Linked DNA regions of Homo sapiens: region 1 is linked to region 2. A link is a loop called in an ENCODE intact Hi-C map of the cell type or tissue named here. Cell type or tissue: OCI-LY7. All regions are shown on one strand.

What was found. Hi-C counts contacts between places; a loop is a spot of excess contacts. Peaks named below come from ENCODE experiments on the same cell type or tissue, not always from the same donor. Only the 100,000 strongest peaks of a DNase experiment are listed, where the experiment ranks them.
Region 1: it touches region 2 in a loop (8-fold over the local background); 1 of 110 quality-filtered maps calls a loop at or near these places.

What each region holds. Positions count from the first base shown.
Region 1 is chr17:77,467,125-77,471,124 of GRCh38, reverse strand. All of the region lies in intron 3 of SEPTIN9 (septin 9), which reads right to left. Among named protein-coding and RNA genes, the nearest start is that of MIR4316, 72 kb to the right of the region's middle. RefSeq lists enhancers at 1-361, 1,917-2,469, 3,615-4,000. In OCI-LY7, a CTCF peak has its summit at 2,324; no DNase peak of the experiment used is centred here; H3K4me3 peaks cover 973 bases; H3K27ac peaks cover 2,633 bases.
Region 2 is chr17:76,260,111-76,264,110 of GRCh38, reverse strand. LOC105371896 (a long non-coding RNA gene) reads left to right here. Exons shown (of 6, transcript XR_007065913.1): 1 at 1-1,508; 2 at 2,847-2,989; 3 at 3,106-3,657. Among named protein-coding and RNA genes, the nearest start is that of UBALD2, 3.2 kb to the left of the region's middle. RefSeq lists an enhancer at 929-1,018 and a silencer at 1,829-2,123. In OCI-LY7, CTCF peaks have their summits at 2,094 and 2,296; DNase peaks (open chromatin) are centred at 950, 2,020 and 3,730; H3K4me3 peaks cover 2,834 bases; H3K27ac peaks cover 3,592 bases.

The DNA of each region.
Region 1 (4,000 bases), 1.2 Mb before region 2:
CAGGTGCCCCCAATCCATGCAGCACCCACCTGGACTGACAAGAGTTGAGAGACTGGAATTGTTTTCTCTTCCCGTCTCCAGGCCCTGCCCCAGGAGTCCTCCTGCTCAGGAGCCTGGGAGTTGAGGAGGTCTGGAAGCAGTGGGCCCACAGTGCCATCGCCTTGGGAACCCACAGTGCCTTGGATGTGGCTCCCTCGGTCCTAGCTTTGCAGGCAGCCTACCTGGACTGCACCCACCTCCCAGAAGAGCTGCTCAGAATCCTGCATGTCCGAAAGAAAGACCAATCAAAGAAGTGAGGAAGCCAAAGAGAGGCCTATGAAAGCTTATGACGCATTTTCCAAGTGCACACCCCAGCAACTTCAAATGCTTTCTGAAGTAAGGATGGGGATGGATGGTTGGATAAATGGATGGGTGTATGGGTGTGTGAATGGGTGAGTGGGTGGGTGGATGGATGGACAGATGGATGAATGGATGGGTAGGTGGATGAACAGGCAGGTGAATGGATGGGTTGGCGGATGAATGAGCAAATGGATGAATGACTGGATGGATGGGTGGATGAGTAGATAGGTGGATGAGTGAATTGGTGGATGAGTGGATAGATGGATGAGTGGATGAGTAGATGAGTGAATGGGTGGATGAGTGGATGGGTGGGTGAGTGGATGAGTAGACAAGTGGATGGGTGGATGAGTGGATGGGTAGATGGATGGGTGAGTGGATGCGTGGATGAGTGGATGGACGGATGAGTGGATGGATGGATAAGTGGATGGGTAGATGAGTGGATGGATAGATGAGAGGATGGGTAGATGGATGGGTGAGTGGATGGGTGGGTGAGTAGATGGGTGGATAAGTGGATGGACAGATGAGTGGATGGGTGGATGAGTGGATGGATACATGGGTGGATAGATGGGTGAGTGGACGGATGATGAGTGGATGGGTGGATGAGTGGATGGTTGAGTGGATGGATAAATGGGTGAATGAGTGGATGGGTAGATGAGTGGATGGACAGATGAGTGAATGAGTGGATGGGTGGATGAGTGGATGGATAGATGGGTGAATGAGTGGATGGGTGGATGAGTGAATGAGTGAATGAGTGGATAGGTGGATGAGTGGATGGGTGGATGAGTGCATAGATAGATGGGTGGATGGGTGGATGAGTGGATGGGTGGGTGAGTGGATGGGCAGGTGGATGAGTGGATGGATAGATGGGTAAATGAGTGGATGGGTGGATGAGTGAATGACTGTAGATAGGTGGATGAGTGGATGGGTGAATGAGTGGATAGATGGGTTGACAGGTGGATGAGTGGATGGGTGGATGGGTGGGTGCGTGGATGGGTGAGTGAGTGGATGGGTGGGTGGGTGGTAAGATGGGTGGATAGGTACATGGAGCCTATTCAAGGAGTCTCAGAAACACACACATACCCTTCCATCCCAGACTCTCCCCAGGAAAAAGCAGTGTGCATGGACCGCTACCTGGTCACACCTTGAGATAGCCACTTTCATCCTCTCTGGAACACCGCCTGGGGGGATGCAGCACAGGGCATCCAAGCAACCCCTGAGCTCAGGGTAGAGACACCAGGAAGCAGCAGGCAGGCCGTGACCCCGCAGGCCTGCTCCATGGCTCCTGCTGCCTGCACCATGGCATGAAGCTCAGATGCATCTCTGGACTTGGGGTTCTGACCAGATGGAGCCACCAATCCTCTGAAGAATGAAACACACAGGGGTCACCCTTGCCTCCTAGCTGCAGGGAATGACGACCACCCAGCCCTTCCTTTCCTCAAATCTTCTCCAGGCTTCTGTGCATGGCTCTGCTGACCTTCCTCCTGTCTCTGGCTATTCTCTCAGCCTCTGCCGTCTCCTCCTCCGCCCTCACCCACGGAGTCAGTCCTGGTGCCTTGAGAGCCCCTCTCCCTAGCTGACTTCACCCAGCCCCTGAGCATTCAATGCCAACAATGCCACCTTCTTTGTCCAGATTCACACTTGAGTGCCAGCCTGACTCACAGACGTGTCCCTGGGCCCCGCTGTGCCAGGCCCTCTGCTGGGTCCTGGGTATCTGCAGCCACTGTCACTGTCAAGCCCCAACATCTGAAGGCATCTTGAACCCAATGACCGTGCCCCAGGCTGAACTCTGGAGCTCTCATCTCACCTGCCTCCCACCCCATCCCCCATCTAAGTGAACAGCCTCTCCAGCCAACAGCTATTGCAGCTAGATCTCCAGGGGCCGGGCCTGGGCCCTCCATTTCCATTACTCCGAATCCACTCATCCATCCCAAACTCTCATCAATGTTAACCCAACACATCTCACAGCCACCACCATTAGCTGCCCCTGTCCGAATCCCTCCTCCTCAAAGCACCAGGGGGCGTGTGTAAAATTTACTAATCTGATGATTTCCCTCTATGAAGCCGTGACTGGTTTCCATTGCACCTGGGATATACCAGATTCCTGTGGCTCCAGAATCCTGCCTACCACCGACGTGCTGTGTGACCCTGAGCAAGTAACTTAACCACTCTGTGCCTCAATGTTCTTACATGTGAAATGGGATAATAACATCTGTCTCATAAGAATGCTGGGGATCAAATGAGATATTTATTTATGAAGCACATAGTGTTGTGCCTGGTCAGTAAATGCTTGAAGTCTTTGTTAACAAAACACACGCCCCTAACCTACTCTTCAGCTTCCATCCACGCACAGCCTCTCTGGCTGCCTTTCAGCTCTTCCAACAAGGCTACCCACAGAGGTCCTCCCTGCCGGGACCATCCCTTCCCCATGCTGTTCCTAGAACTCCCACTTGTTTTCCCGGGATAGCTCATCTACACTGGGTTCCTCAGTTTTTGTTTTGTTTTGTTTTGTTTTGTTTTTTTTGAGATGGAGTCTCACTCTGTCGCCCAGGCTGGAGTGCAGTGGCACTATCTGGGCTCACTGCAAGCTCTGCCTCCCGGGTTCACGCCATTCTCCTGCCTCAGCCTCCTGAGTAGCTGGGATTACAGGCGCCCGCCACCACGCCCGGCTAATTTTTTATATTTTTAGTAGAAACGGGGTTTCACCGTGTTAGCCAGGATGGTCTCGATCTCCTGACCTCGTAATCCGCCCGCCTCTGCCTCCCAAAGTGCTGAGATTACAGGCTTGAGACACCACGCCCAGCCTAGGTCCCTCAGTTCTTACACACGTGGCCCTCCGATTGCTGTCTGGGGTCTGTCGCATTCACTACCCACAAAACCTTACACGTCCGAAGCACCCAGTAAGACGCTGTGAATGAGTGAATGAATAAATGAATGAATGGCCAGTCTGCTGTCCTTTCGTCCGGCCCCTCGTCTCTCCCAGACCAGCATGGGGGCAGCCACGGTTCCCGTCTACCCCGGTAACACCGCTCCCTCTGTGCCGGCCGCGCTGGCCAGAGTCCTTTCCCACGGCGTCTCCGCGGCTTCGGTGTGTGGCCGCCTGTGAATGAGACTCATGATTTCCGGCTTCCACCATCCTTCTGGAGCCACAAAGCATTAAGGCGGAAGGATGGATGGGCTTCCTGGGACAGCCGGGGTGGGAGGCCGGTTCAGGAAATTTTCTTCAGGAAATGGTCAGTGTGGGATGAGGCGCCCGGTGGGAGGGGAGTGGAGTGGGGACTTGGGGCCTGGCTGTTCTGCAGCCAGGGACCCTAATCCCCACCCTCTTCCCCGCCCACTCCCCAACCCCAGTGCTGGGCTCAGGGCCCCTGGGGTCTCTCCCAGGAACACAGAAGACACAGTAAGGACCAGGGACACAGGACAGGCAGAGCCCATGGGCAGGAGGCCTCCAGCCAGTACACCTGAGCCTATGCCTGGCTCCAACCAGACACTGAGACCTTGGCCAGGCCACTCCCCACGCTGAGGCAGGGGGGCCCCTTAGAGGCCACTGGTCCCCAAGCACCGCGTGGAAGACATGCCACGGAGAGCTAGCATCTTCTGAGACACCAGCAGAAGGTCAGACGTCTCGCGGCCCAAGGATGACTTGGTCCCAGCGTCTATCCAT
Region 2 (4,000 bases):
CAGTGGTAGCCCTTTAAAGTCCAAAATTTGGTGGTGGTGGTTGTTAGATAGGGCTAGAGTGACATGATCATGGCTCACTGTAACTTCGAGCGATCCTCTTGCCTCAGCCTCTCGAGTAGCTGGGACTACAGGCACACACCACCATGCCTGACTAATTTTTGAATTTTTGGTAGAGATGAGATCTCACTATTGTTGCCCAGGCTGGTCTTGAACTCCTGGACTAAAGTGATCCTCCTGCCTCAGCCTCCCAAAGCACAGGGATTACAGGTGTGAGCCACCATGCCTGGCCCCAAATTTGTTTGTATGTGCTGAGCTTCCATCTTCTGGATTAGAGTTTGATCTTCAGGGCTGTGTTTGAGAATTGTGGGGGTAGGAAAAGAACTAGGAGTTTAAGCAGATTGGGGAAGGGGCAGAAGAGATTGGGAAGATAAATATTGTTAGGGATTCACTGTTAAGAGTTTCTGTTTCAGGAGAACTTTGTGAGTTTTTTATCTGAACTACTAATTACAGAGTGTATTTTAACCAGCTAAAGGTCTGCAGAACAGAAGGAGGCTTATAATAAGAAAGCACGTCGTGGTTCTATCTTGACTTTGCCTAAATTGGATTTAACTCCCTATCTAAGAAAACTTGACAGTATGTATTTTTAAAGTTTACAAACAAGAAGAAGATTACAATTAATGTTAATGTTTCTGTACTGATGAAAAACAAATTCAGGTACTATCATGAGCTCATTCCATTTGGTTCGTTTTTTGTTTATTTGTTTGTTTTGAAGGAGTAGGAGTCAGCTTTTTCCTGGGAATGGCCCTGAAGTACACGTGGGCTGGGACCTGGCGTGTGGCTGGAGACTCCAGTATAGCTTGCAGCCTTCCCGTCCAGTAATTGCAAGGTGAAAACAAAAGTGAGCAGCTGGCAGCATACACTGCCAGGGAGCTCAGGCCGCAAGCAGCCCAGAAGAAGGAAGTACTGTCACTGTGGGGCTCCAGGTTTTCATAAGTACATGCGGGTGTCAAACATGCCAGGGCCGTGAGTAGGAGGGTCTACCCTGGGGAGAGACATTTCTGGCTGTAGTGGAATGTCCCCTATGAGCCCGTAGGTCTTAATTCAGAAGTAAGTTCCCAAGGAAAGCAAGAGTCCAAAGTTGCCAAACCTGTTATTTCCTGGAAATCAAGGCAGTTTATCCAGTTTATGTAATGTTTAACAATTGCAGGGCCCAGCTGTGGGCACCTGGGCGGGGCATGGAGGGCAAGGCCCCCAAGCCAGAGAGACTCAGGTACTAGTTATCTTCTGTGGGCCTAAGGTCACTCAGGAAGAAGGAAGGAGAGCAACAGAGCCCGTGATTTGTGGTCCTGAGACATGGAAGTGCTTAATCCATATTTTGGCTTCTGAGAATCCGGTTGGAGATGAGTAGCTGGGAAACTTAGGACTGTCCCACTCCTGGGAGAATGAATGAGGTCATGTTTGTAGAGGGCTTTGAGCTGATGGGAGGAAAGCAACTTCCTAAATGCAAGGTATTATTAACTGAAGGTACTATTATTTTAATCTGAGAGGACAATGTATGGTAGGTAAAATAGAGCAACTTTGGGAGGCCGAGGCGGGTGGATCACGAGGTCAGGAGATCGAGACCATCCTGGCTAACATGGTGAAACCCTGTCTCTGCTAAAAATACAAAAAATTAGCCAGGCATGGTGGCAGGCGCCTGCAGTCCCAGCTACTCGGGATGCTGAGGCAGGAGGATGGCATGAACCTGGGAGGCAGAGCTTGCAGTGAGCCGATTTTGTGCCACTGCACTCCAGCCTGGGTGACACAGCGAGACTCCATCTCAAAAAAAAAAAAAGGCTTGAATCACAAATAAAACATGGTATCCTCAGAAAGAAAATCCTTGTTACATCAATGGTCTGGGCTCCAGGACAAGCGGTGAGGCAGCAACCAAGAAGAGAAACAATCTTAGCAGTATTTCCTCCGTTCCCGGATGACAAGGTTGTTGTGAATGCAAGTCATTGAATGAGTCCTGAAACAGGCACACAATAGCCGGACCATAACAAGCAGCTGCCAGTTACCAAGCACTTCCTGTGAGCCAGGCAGCTCTCTAAGACTTGAATGTCTATTAACTCATTTCAATCCTCCCCCAAATCCAGAATCTCATTTCACAGATGGGGCTGCTGAGGGACAGTGGAGGGGAAGAGTGTCCAGCGGTGGAGCGAGGCAGTGGTTAGCTCACCCATGCTACCTCCCTTCCCGCTGCAGCTGTCACTTCCGTGGGACTCTCAAAGGGCCCCTTCCCCAAAAGATCTATAGAGGGCACTAAGAGTTCCACTGGAGATGCTTGAAATGAGTGAACCCTCCCCGCCTCTGTGGGGATGGGGAGAAAAGGACACCAGCTCTCTTGGGTAATGGGTTTGGGGGAAGGGTAGAGAACTGGCATTCCCAACCTCCATCTCTGCAGTGCGTTAAATTCTTGTTCTGGCCGGGCGCAGTGGCTGACACCCGTAATCCTAGCACTTTGGGAAGTCGAGGCGGGCGGATCACTTGAGGTCGGGAGTTCAAGACCAGCCTGGCCTATATGGTGAAACCACCGTCTCTACTAAAAAAAAAAAAAAATACAAAAATTAGCCAGGCGTGGTGGTGCGTGCCTGTAGTCTGTAATCCCAGCTACTCGGGAGGCTGAGGCACGAGAATTGCTTGAACCCCGTAGGTGGAGGTTGCAGTGGGCCGATATCGTGCCACTGCGCTCCAGCCTGGGCGACAGAGTGAGACTCTGTCTCAAAAATAATGACAATAAAAAATAAAAATAAATTTTTGTTCCTTTCTTCCTCCTTTCCACCTCTTATTTCCCTAAATCCAAACAGATCCAACAAAGCTGAAAGATGGAATCTGAGGGCTCTCAGAACTCCCAATAGGCCCAAGGCTCAGAGAGGAAACAAAATCCACTCAAGGTCATGAACACTCGCTTTTCCCTGCTGACTGATGGTAGCACTGGGATTCGATTCAGGTTTGGTTGATCCAAAAGCTCATTTCCTTCCTCCCTCCCTTCCTTTCCTTTCCTTTCTTCCTTTCTTTTTTCCATCCTCTAATTTTTATTTCTTGCTTCCCTATTGTTTCTTCAAGATGCCAGGACAAAAGGACAAGGTGGCCAAGAGAAGTAGAAAGGTGTTGAGAGGAGAAGGAGAATGGGAAAGGGCCAATAAGAAGACAATGAAAACAAGCAGCGCCAAGGCAGCTGGGCCAGGCTGGACTCACACACTCCCTGAAGGCTCGGGTCCAGGAGGCACTGGTGGTGCGATGGTTTTCTTCTCCTTTTGAGGATTTCCAACGCTATTGCTAGCCTTTGTTTGTTTAACATAACCTATTTTTTGCTGCTATTTTTCCTTGCAAATTTATGCTTTGTTTTTCTTTTTTTGGAGACAACTTCTCGCTCTATCACCCAGGCTGGAGTGCAGTGGTACGACTTCGGCTACTACAACCTCTGCCTCCTGGGTTCAAGCGATTCTCGTGCCTCAGCCTCCCTAGTAGCTGGAACTACAGGCATGCGCTGCCACACCCGGCTAATTTTTGTATTTTCAGTAGAGACAAGGTTTTGCCATGTTTTCCAGGCTGGTCTCGAACTACCTGCCTCAAGCGATCTGACCGCCTCGGCTTCTGAAAGTGCTGGGATTACAGGTATGAGCCACCATGCCCAGCCAGTTTGTTTGTTTTTTTTGAGACACGGTCTTGCTCTGTTGCACAGGCTAGAGTGTAGTAGCTCACTGCAGCAACCCTCAACTCCCCTGGGCTCAAGCAATCCTCCAGCCCAGCCCCCTAAGAAGCTAGGACTACAAGCACACAACACTACAACTGGCTGATTTTTATTTTTATTTTTTTTGCCCAGGCTGGTCTTGAACTCCTGGCCTCAAGCGATCCTCTCACCTTGACCTTACAAAGTGCTGGGTTTACAGGCATGAGCCACTGCGCCTAGCCATTTTTTGTGTGTGTGTGTCTATTCTTTTGCCTCAAAGAGGAAGGA